2 separate regions of the Homo sapiens genome follow, and region 1 is linked to region 2. The links are chromatin contacts, found by POLR2A ChIA-PET in ENCODE. All regions are on one chromosome and are shown on one strand. The core of a region is the stretch at or near the end of the contact, and the rest is flanking DNA. Distances in the headings are between cores, read along the strand shown.

What was found. ChIA-PET counts read pairs that join two places held with the same protein, here RNA polymerase II (POLR2A).
Region 1: POLR2A ChIA-PET joins it to region 2 with 15 read pairs in PC-3. The contact joins the promoter of TNFAIP8L2 here to the enhancer-like site in region 2. POLR2A ChIA-PET finds 5 or more read pairs at or near these places in 3 of 52 experiments (PC-3, activated CD4-positive, alpha-beta T cell and activated T-cell).

Annotation. Positions count from the first base shown.
Region 1 is chr1:151,152,957-151,158,339 of GRCh38, reverse strand. TNFAIP8L2 (TNF alpha induced protein 8 like 2) reads right to left here and starts at 1,691. Exons shown (of 2, transcript NM_024575.5): 1 at 1,618-1,691. It overlaps TNFAIP8L2-SCNM1 (TNFAIP8L2-SCNM1 readthrough), which reads right to left and starts at 1,691. Exons shown (of 7, transcript NR_144937.2): 1 at 1,618-1,691. It also overlaps a transcript of LYSMD1 not described here.
Region 2 is chr1:151,491,404-151,497,225 of GRCh38, reverse strand. No RefSeq gene overlaps it. Among named protein-coding and RNA genes, the nearest start is that of CGN, 17 kb to the left of the region's middle. Within about 2 kb of position 2,330, at least 4 of the 41 ENCODE cell types and tissues checked have a DNase peak (open chromatin) inside an H3K27ac peak, as active enhancers do; they include PC-3, where a contact is called at or near this core.

The DNA.
Region 1 (5,383 bases), core at 442-2,941, 340 kb after region 2:
TTTTTTTTTTTTTTTTTGAGACGGAGTCTTGCTTTGTCACCCAGGCTGGAGTGCAGTGGTGTGATCTCTGTTCACTGCAACCTCCACCTCCCGGGTTCAAGCTATTCTCCTGCCTCAGCTTCCCAAGTAGTTGGGATTACAGGCACCCACCACCACGCCCGGCTAATTTTTGTATTTTTAGTAGAGACAGCGTTTCACCATGTTGGCCAGACTGGTCTCGAACTCCTGACCTCATGATCTGCCCACCTCGGCCTCCCAAAGTGCCGGGAATACAGGCGTGAGCCACCACGCCCAGCCTGACAGAATTCTTACAGCTACCATTTTTGGACACTGACTCTGTGCCATATGTCTGTGTGGCATAGATATTACCATCCTTGTTTTACAGCTAAGCAAATGATACTTACATTAAGTAATTTACCCAAGATCAAACGCAACTCATTTTTTGGCCCCCAAAGCCAGTGGCAGCTAGTGCACTATACTTCCTTTAAAGTAAGAAGCATAAGCATCCCAGGAATCCTAATAGGAGTAATAACTAACATTTACTGAGAACCTACTATATGCAAGTGCTTTACGTCAGTCATCTTAGCCTTCCCAATCCTGTGTAAGGTTAGGGTAGGTATCCCCATTTTGCAATGAGAAAACTGAAGCGAAGAGAAATATAGCAATTTGGCCAAAGTCACTAGTAAATTATAAAGATGGGCTTCAAACCAAATAATCCAGAGAAACCTCCTTCCCCGGAATGCTCCCAGTGTGGTTAAAGCACACTGAGGAAGCACGAGAAGCCAACACCTCAAGAAGGGCAGGCAGTCCTGAAGGTCTGAGCCTTCTGCTACACTGAACTCAGGACCCTCTTGGTGGCATATCAGCTCCATGTGTCCAGGGTTCTCTCCCCATGGTCTTCGCCTGTGGTTCTTCTGGTTGTTTTGCTTCTTACTTCCCCCTCCTCTGCTCTGCAGGATGTGGCTGTGACCGCAGTGAGGAGCAGCCTCGCCCTCTCCCCCAAACCAAAATGGGAGTCTGAAGAGGCAGAGGAGGTGGAGACTGTGGGGGTTTTTTTCCCCAGCTGAATCCTTCCAGTGGAAACCTGAACCTTGCTTTGCTCCCAGCTTGCCTTGGGGCTTTCTGGACCATGCTCCCCAGCCGGAAGAGGAGATTGCTCCATGTGAGCCTTCCTTCCTCCTTGGCCTTCCTGTTACCCAGCTCTCCATTGCCCCCATTGCCGTCTCACATTTATTCCGCTGTCTTCTCCCTCTCTCCCTGTTTCAGTCTCCCTTTTTCTCTTGTCTGGGTCCTCCCTATGATCCTCTGGCCTGGCCATACTCTCCCTCTGGCCCTTACCCATCTATCTCCTTGTTTCCTAAGATTTCCTTGCATTTCGCACACATCCATATGGATGTGGATCCACCTGCATCCCTCAGCCCTGCCCCCACCGCATCCAAAACCAGGTCTTTCAGAGGCTGCCTTGCCACCAGAAAAACTAAGCTAAGCTCTACAAAGGACCCAAGAATTGTACAAGCGAGAGTTTCACAATATGAAAAGCTAAGACTGAAAGAGCTAGAGATTCCTCTGCCACCATTACCCCTAAAGTCTACCATTCTGTCACTGCCGGTCCCTCACCTGCTGTGCTGGGTGCCAGTCTTGCCTTGGATGTTCCCGGAAAGCTTACAGAATGGAGAAGCTTCACTTAGTGTGAGAGCCCTTTGGCTTGGCCCCACCCCTTGAGCCCCGCCTACCTACTCTCTGCTTAACCTCCGGTTCATCACTTCTGTCACCAAGAAGGCCTATGGCCCAAGAGCAACCTAGAAATAAGACAAAGGTCAAAAAGAGTGGAATTCTGTTGGAAATAGTCTCAATTCTTTGAAGGGGGGAAAGGGATTTGCATCCTCCACTCTCAAATTGCTTCTTTCTTTTCTTGCTGCCCAGTTCCTGAAGATCCTGTCCTTACATTTCTACAGTACTGGGAAGGATGTAAAGCCCAAATTTCTGGGGTAGGAGGTCAGTGGGAAAAGTTCTGAAGATTGAAAGGTGGTGCTGTGGGGCAAGTATTTAATATATTATTCCAGTGATTGCCAGGTAAGAGCACAGACTGTCACAACCCTTAATACTGAAGGGAGGAAGGTGCTGGGACCAGGGCTGCTGCACCACAGGTGACCAGCAGGTGCCAGCACAGCACTGAATCACTAGCGTAGAGGAACAAGCCTACTGAGTTGCCTTTTTTTTTTTTTTTTTTTTTTTTTTTGAGACAGAGTTTTGCTCTTGTTGCCCAGGCTGGAGTGCAATGGGGTGATCTCGGCTCACTGCAACCTCTGCCTCCCGGGTTCAAGTGATTCTCCTGCCTCAACCTCCCAAGTAGCTGAAATTACAGGCCTGTGCCACCATGCCTGGCTTATTTTGTATTTTTAGTAGAGACGGTTTCACCATGTTGGCCAGGATCGTCTTGAACTCCTGACCTCAGGTGATCCACCTTGGCCTTCCAGAGTGCTGGGATTACAGGTGTGAGCCAACGCACCCCGCAGGGCCTACTGAGTAGGCTACTGTAGTAGCTACTTTGTAGCTGCTAAAGGGATACAAAATGAGGGGAAGCCACAATTGGGTTTTGTTTGTTTGTTTGTTGTTTTGTTTTTGAGATAGGGTCTCACTCTGTCGCCCAGGCCACAGTGCAGTGGCATCATCACAGCTGACTGCAGCCTTGACCTCCTGGGCTCAAGAGCTCTTCCTACTTCAGCCTCCCAAGTAGCTGGGACCAGAGGCTCACAAGCCTTCCTTTTTTTTGTAGAGAGGAGGGTCTAACTATGTTGCCCAGGCTGAACTTCTAAGCTCAAGCAATCCTCCTACCTTAGTCTCCCAAAGTGTTGGGATTACAGGCGTGAGCCACTGCACCCATCCTGGAAGTCACAGTTGTTGAATGAGACAAAAACACTTGCTATCAAGAATCTTATGGGGAATCTGGCGAGGGAAATAAGCTTAAACATAAAGAACAGTAATACTAGTCAAACAATGCCATTAACTTTAATGGAGATTTAAATAATTTTGAGAGTAAAGAAGCTTAATTATGATAGGGCTGAAGAGGTAGACTTGGAAAGATAGATTCAACTACTTAATAGCCAGAGATGGGGAAGAAGTCCCAGATGATGGGGACGGCATAAGCACATGCAGGAAAAAAACAAAATACAGGACGTTCTCAGGAAGTGGTGATTTATGTCTGGAATGTAAGTTGTTTGAGAGATAAGTGAAGAAGGAAAAAGATCAGATCATGGCAAACTTTAAAAAAGTTGCCCCAGGCCGGGCGCGGTGGCTCATGACTGTAATCCCAGCACTTTGGGAAGCCAAGGTGGGTGGATCACCTGAGGTCAGAAGTTTGAGACCAGCCTGGCCAACGTGGTGAAACCCTGTCTCGGCTGGGCATGGTGGCTCACACCTGTAATCCCAGCACTTTGGGACACCGAGGTGGGCGGATCACGAGGTTAGGAGATCAAGACCATCCTGGCTAACATGGTGAAACCCCATCTCTACTAAAAATACAAAAATTAGCTGGGCATGATGGCACATGCCTGTAGTCCCAGCTACTCGGGAAGCTGAGGCAGGAGATTCGCTTGAACCAGGGAGGCAGAGGTTGTAGTGAGCCGAGATCGCGCCTCTGCCCTCCAGCCTGGTGATAGAGTGAGACTCGGTCTCCAAAAAAAGAAAAGAAAAAAGAAAAAGAATAAAGGGAATAAAAATATAAGAAGATGCAAATACAATAATAACTTCTGGATTCAGAATTCTGCTACCTAGTCTTTACCTGTTTTCCTCTCCAGCTTCAGACTCCCCTCCCTCCCTCCCTTCCTTCCTCTCTCTCTCTCTTTCTTTCTTTTTTTTTTTGACAGAGTCTTGCTCTGTCCCTGTCACCCAGGCTGGAGTGCAGTGATGCGATTTCAGCTCACTGCAACCTCTGCCTCCCAGGTTCAAGTGATTCTCCTGCCTCAGCCTCCTGAGCAGCTGGGATTACACTGCCACCACACCTGACTAATTTTTGAATTTTTAGTAGAGACAGGGTTTCGCCATGTTGGCCAGGCTGGTCTCGAACTCCTGGCCTCAGGCTATCTGCCCATCTTGGCCTCCCAAAGTGCTGGGATTACAGGCATGAGCCATAGCGCCCGTCTGTAATTTGTGATTTTATTAACTGTCTACCCACTAAGCTCAGATTATCTTTTAGTGTCTACACAGTGCTTGGCACATACTGTGGTCAATAAATATGTGCTGAAAGAATAAAGTCAAAACATATCCAAGAACCAGGATATGAGGGGAAAATGGTAGTAACATAGGAGTCACATGTTATAATGTTCATTTACTTCATTCATGGGGAAGTCTTTTATTTTCTCTCTCATTTTTTTTTTTTTCTTCAATTGAGACAGAGTCTCACTCTGTCGCCCAGGGTGGAGTGCAGTGGTGCAATCTCGGCTCACTGCAACCTCTGCCTCCCGGGTTCAACTGATTCTCTGCCTCAGCCTCCTGAGTAGCTGGGATTTCAAGCACCCACTGCCATGCCTGGCTAATTTTTGTATTTTTAGTAGAGACGGGGTTTCTACCATCTTGGCCAGGCTGGTCTTGAACTCCTGACATCGTGATCCACCCACCTCAGCCTCCCAAAGTGCTGGGATTACAGGCATGAGCCACCACACCTGGCCAAGAACAATTTTTTTTTCGAGATGGAGTCTCGCTCTGTCACCCAGGCTGGAGTGCAGCGGCGTGATCTCGGCTCACTGCAACCTCCACCTCCCGGATTCAAGCAATTCTCCTGCCTTAGCCTCCCGAGTAGCTGGGATTACAGGCATGTGCCACCATGCCCAGCTAATTTTTTTGTATTTTAAGTAGAGATGGGGTTTCACCATATTGGCCAGGCTGGTCTCGAACTCCTGACCTTGTGATCCACCCACCTCGACCTCCCAAAGTGCTGGGATTACAGGCGTGAGCCACTGCGCCTGGCCACAAATTTTTTTTAGAGATAGGGTCTTGCTATCTTGCCCAGGCTGGAGTACAGTGGCTCACACTGCTCACTGCAGCCTTGGACTCCTGGACTCAAACAGACCTCCTGCCTCAATCTCCCAAAGTGCTGAGATTACAGGAGTGAGTCACTGTGTACCCTGGCCAAATGACGGTATCTTAAATGTGCAAAACACTTTTGAATTTGCAAAATGTTTCACCTACAGGATCTTATTTGATCCTAAGAAGTAGGCAGGAAGGTAGTATGTCCACTTACAGAAGACAGAATCAGACTTAGAGATAAGTAGTTTATCCAAAGCCATACTCCAGAGATGAATCTAGCTAAGTCTCAATGACTTTCAATGGTGCTCTTTCCACTGTATAATCTACAGGAAGTGAATAGTACTTTTTTGAGCAATTT
Region 2 (5,822 bases), core at 1,081-3,580:
AGATGGGGTTTCACGGTGTTAGCCAGGATGGTCTCCATCTCCTGACCTCGTGATCCACCCGTCTTGGCCTCCCAAAGTGCTGGGATTACAGGCGTGAGCCACCGCACCTGGCCTGGCATAAATATTTTTAATGTGTATTTGTATGGATGAGACCTTGAAGACATGGAAAAATAAAACTGGTTGATCTATTAAATAGAGTCAAAGGATTGTGAGTGATTTTTTTTACATGTCATTTATTGTTGACACAATGTCATTAAAAGAGAAAACTAGGATGTCAGTTCTAAATCTACTTTTTGCTTCTTAAAATATATGGGATTTCAGCCGGGAGTGGTGGCTCACATCTGTAATCCCAGCACTTTGGGAGGCCAAGGCGGGTGGATCACCTGAGGTCAGGAGTTCAAGGTCAGCCTGGCTAACATGGTGAAACCCCATCCCTACTGAAAATAACAAAAATTAGCTGGGCATGGTGGCTGGCACCTGTAATCCCAGCTACTTGGGAGGCTGAGGCAGGAGAATCACTTGGACCCAGGAGGCAGAGGTTGCAGTGAGCTAAGATCATGCCACTGTACTCCAGCCTGGGTGACAGAGCGAGACTGTCTCAAAAAAAAAAAAAAAAAAATACATATATATATATATATATATATATATATATATATATATATATATATATGACTTTGGGCAATTGATTTTCCATTTCCTTATCTATAAAGTAAGGCTAATAAGTGTGACAACAAAATGAGATTAAGAATTTAAACACATTTTGCTATTGTGAAGGTTTTTAGTTTTTTGTGTGTGTGTTTTGTTTTTTTTTTTGAGATGGAGTCTCACTCTGTCGCCCAGGCTGGGGTGCAGTGGCACGATCTCGGCTCACTGAAACCTCTGCCTCCTGGGTTCAAGCAATTCTCCTGCCTCAGCCTCCCAAGTAGCTGGGACTACAGGCGCCCGCCACCATGTCCAGCTAATTTTTTGTAATTATAGTAGATATGGGGTTTCACCCTGTTAGCCAGGATGGTCTGCTTCTCCTGACCTCGTGATCCACCCGCCTTGGCCTCCCAAAGTGCTGGGATTACAGGCGTGAGCCACTGCTCCTGGCGTGAAGTATTATTTTTATTATTGGCTGAAGTACCAGATATAAGTTGGTCAAGTAACAAATGCTTATTGATTATCTACTGTGTGTCAGGTAACGTTTGTATTAGTTTCTATGGCTGCTATAACAAAGTACCACAAATTTAGTGGCTTAAAAAACACAAATTTATGCCTGAGTGCAGTGGCTCATGCATGTAATCCCAGAACTTGGGAGGTCAAGGTGCAGGGATTGCTTAAGGTCAGGAGTTTAAGACCATTCTGGGCAACGTAGTGAGACCCCATCTCTACAAAAAGTACAAAAAGTAGCCGGGCATGGTGGCATGTGCCTGTATCATTTTAGAATAAGGGAGTTGAGAGACTTGATAGATTTGTGTCTCTCAAGTTTTGTAGCACATCAGGGGGACTAAGAAATAGAAGCCTCGGGCCAGCAGAGTGGCAGAACAACTGGCTTCCCTAGGAGAAAGTTGTCTTTCTCTCTATAGGAGAGGGAGGATTTCCTGTAGATTGAAGCGGAGAAGGAAAGGCTGGTCTCAAGGAGAAAGTCAACTAGATAAACAAAGAATTACAAAAAGCTTACAAAAGAATGCAACATTCTCACTCCAGCTAAGCAAAGACTTTTTCCTCATTTCTCCCCTCAGGAGTGGGAGAGGCTAGTTTATTCTGGTGTGTGGCTAGAAATTCTACAATGACACTCTTTGTATCTAGTCTCCCTAGGCTGTCCTTTGTTTTCCCCAAAATGATTATTCAGTTTTTTTTTTTCTAGAAATGACTTTCTCTTTGACTGCAAAGATGAATTAGATAAATTTATATGTGCAAGTTAATAAATTAAGTATCCAAACTCTGTGATTATAAAAAGTTTACATATAAGATTTTTCCTTTTCATAAACAGCCCTACTGAGGTGTAACTGACAAACAGTAAACTGCACAAATGTAAAGTGTGCAATTTGATAGTTCTGACATATGTATGCATCCATGAAATTTTTACCACAATCAAGATAATGAGCATATCCATCTACCAGAAACTGGGTGTTGGAGAGTGGGGGTGGATATGTTCTCCTTAGGTTTTGACCTCTTATTACCAGCTCACAAATTTGTACTCTGAGTAATGAGACAAGATGAGTCATTCATAAAAAATTTTTTCTACAGAAGTGGGCAGAAAAAAAAAAAAACTTCCCACCCACTTGGCAGGTGATCAGTAGCTCATTAACCTAAATCATGTCACCACACTGTCACTCTTTCTTCATTGTATACAGGCTGGAATGCAAACGGCTGGGAAAAGCACCCAGCTGGTGTCCCAGGCCAGCTCTTGGCTGCCTATATGGAAGCAGGAGGGGATTTCTGACCTCAGTCCCCTAACAGGCCTGCCCTCCAATAGTCTAAACTCACTGGGTACCATAGCATTCAGCCCAGAGCTAGCAGGCCTAAGTCTCTTCCTTACCTCTAGCTCATAAATCTTCCTCATGGTCTAAAAGAAAGAGATACTTATCCCTAATTCTATTTTTTAAAAATATATTTGCCAGATGTGGTGGCTTATGCCTGTAATCCCAGCACTTTGGGAGGCTGAGGCAGGTGGATCACTTGAGGTCAGGAGTTCGAGACCAGCCTGGCCAACATGGCAAAACCCTGTATACTAAAACTACAAAAATTAGCTGGACATGGTGGCGTGCACCTGTAATCCCAGCTACTCAGGAGGCTGAGGTGGGAGAATCACCTGAACTCGGAGGCAGAGGTTGCAGTGAGCCAAGATCGTGCCACTGCACAACAGAGTGAGACTCTATTTCAAAAAAAAGAAAATTATATAGATAAAAAATGTTTTTAGTTTTTTTGTTTTTTTTTTGGTACAGATGGGGGCTCATTATGTTGCTCAGGCTGATCCCGAACTCCTGGCCTTAAGTGATCTTCCCACCTCGGCCTCCCAAAGTGCTAGGATTACAGGTATGAGCCACCACACCCAGTGTATCCTTATTCTACAGCCAGCCTCTCTTCCTAGTGTCTAGACTTAATTCCTGAGCTCTATTATTCAGCAATATTTATCGAACACCTACCAGGTACCAGGCACTGTTCTAGGCTCTTGGAATATAGCAGAAGTCAACAATAGGCAGCAATCCCTGCCTTCATGAGCTTACTTCCTACTGAGTGAGGAAACTAAAGGCCAACATCTTAATTCCACCTTCTGGAAGTAACATCTGAGTTACCTTCTGCCCTCAAAAAGGTGTAGAGAAGAATCTTATCCTTATCCTAACCCTTTTGCAACTTGTAACTTGTAGCTGCTCTGCTTTTTTTTTTTTTTTTTTTTTTTTTTTTTGAGACAGAGTCTTGCTCCGTCGCCCAGGCTGGAGTGCAGTGGCGCAATCTTGGCCCACCTCCTGGGTTCAAGAGATTCTCCTACCTCAGCCTCCCAAGTAGCTGGGACTACAGGTGTGTGCCATCACACCCGGCTAACTTTTGTATTTTTGGTAGAGATGATGTTTCATCATGTTGTCCAGGCTGGTCTTGAACTCCTGACCTCAGGAGATCTGCCCGCCTCAGCCTCCCAAAGTGCCGGAATTACAGGTGTGAGTCACCGCACCTGGCCATATTTCTTTCCTTTCTATTCACCATCTTCAAGCAGTTTATATGCAGTAATTCCAAGTTCCCTTGTCCCTCACCTGCAGTTGAGCTTGGAAACTGAAGGCTTTTCTGAGTCCTCCTTCTACCGGATGTCTCTTGTGCTTCTGCTCCCTATTTTTTCACACTCTTTTCTCCTTGGATTTCTATACCACTGCTCTATTATTTTCTACAGCTCTAGCCCTCCCCTGTCCCTGTGGGTACTTTTTTCCTTTCTCAGCTATTCCCCATAGCTGTGAAAAAGCTCTTTCCTTTCCTCTGCCCTCCACTCTTCCCCTTCAGTGGCTCATTCACTCTCATGCTTTCTCCTGCCACCTCCAAAAGCAGACAACTTTCAAATCTCCATTTTAAACACCGACCTCTCATCCATGTACTGAATCAGTATTTAACTTTCTCCAGAACTTTTGCACTTGTACGTCTCATCTCTACTTAGGACACAGACAAACCAAGCAAAGTAACTTCCCCCGTATACCAGCACTCCTTCTCAAATTCCCTGTCTTTACTTTTTGCAGCCCCCAATATATATATATATTTTTGAGACGCAGTCTCACTCTGTTGCCCAGGCTGGAGTGCAGTGGCGTGATCTCGGCTCACTGCAAGCTCCACCTCCCGGGTTCACACCATCCTCCTGCCTCAGCCTCCTGAGTAGCTGGGACTACAGGCACCCACCACCACGCCTGGCTAATTTTTTGTATTTTTAGTAGAGACGGGGTTTCACCGTGTTAGCAGGATGGTCTCATTCTCCTGACCTTGTGATCTGCCCGCCTTGGCCTCCCAAAGTGTTGGGATTACAGGCGTGAGCCACCGCGCCCGGCCTGCAGTCCCCAGTATTAGAAGGAGCAACTTCTTGCTTAGAGTTGCACTGGAGACTCGGTACTAATAATACCTGCCAGCTACCCTAAATAGGAAAGAAATTTAAATAAATTAATAGATACAAAACAAGTTTATGGCCATAGGTGGGGGTAATCTCAACCTTTGGCAAGCAAGGCTAGAAAGTAGCATCAGACTTCAAAGAAAACTTACCATTGTTAGGTTCAAGTCAGAGGGCAAAGAAGGAAAGTGCAGGACACTGGAGGGGATATAGGAGGTGGGAGGGCATCTGAGAACCTCAGAGAAGGAAGACTGAAGCAGGAGGGAGAATGGAGATAGGGATCTTGTGTGTGGGAAAACACACAAACTCAGAGTGTTTGTTCCTGTTATCTCACTCAACAGTAACAATCAACACAGACAGAAGACTCCTGTGACCAAATATGGAGGATTTCTCCCCACCAGCAAACAAGCAATCAGTTCTGCAGCAGACACCAGCTGGGTGTCCTCTAATTCGATTCTGACACCATCTACCAAGAGGCCACAGGTTGAGGGCTCAAACCCCAAAACTGCCCCCACCCACCCCATTCAGACACCAGTCAAAACCCAAGACTCCAGAATTTCTGACCCAGCAGATTCAAGTTGGGGCTCCTACAGCCCCCTCTTTGGACTCAATTCATTTGCTAGAGCAGCTCACAGAACTAAGGGAGACACTTCGTTTACCAGCTTATTAGAAAGGATATGACAGAGGATGTGAATGGAGAGATGCATGTCTGTTAGATTCTTCTTGGTCTCTCTATGCAGCCTTCCTTCCTCCAGGCTACGGGGTAGGACCCTCTCTGCAATCAGGGTCTTATGACTCACAATCAGATTAGAGTCCTGCATCTGGCAGGTGCAATGAGAACAGGAAGGCCCGGTGTGGTGGCTCATGCCTGTAATTCCCACACTTTGGAAGGCCGAAGCAGGTGGATTGCTTGAGCTCATGAGTTTAAGACCAGCCTGGGCAACATAGGGAGAGTGTCTCTACAAAAAATAAAAAATTAGCCGGACATGGTGGTGCACACTTGTAGTCCCAGCTACTCAGGAGCCTGAGGTGGGAGGATTGATTGAGTACAGGAGATCAAAGCTGCAGTGAGCAGTGATTACACCAATGCACTTCAACCTGGGCAACAGAGTGAGACATTATCTCAAAACATAAATAAATGAATAAATAAATAAGAGCGGGAGAAAGTCAGATAGCAAGAAAGTCTGCTTTCTGAGGCCGGCCTCTGAATCCTAAAGTGTCCTAACATTATAACAAAAGACTGTAGGCCGGGCACGGT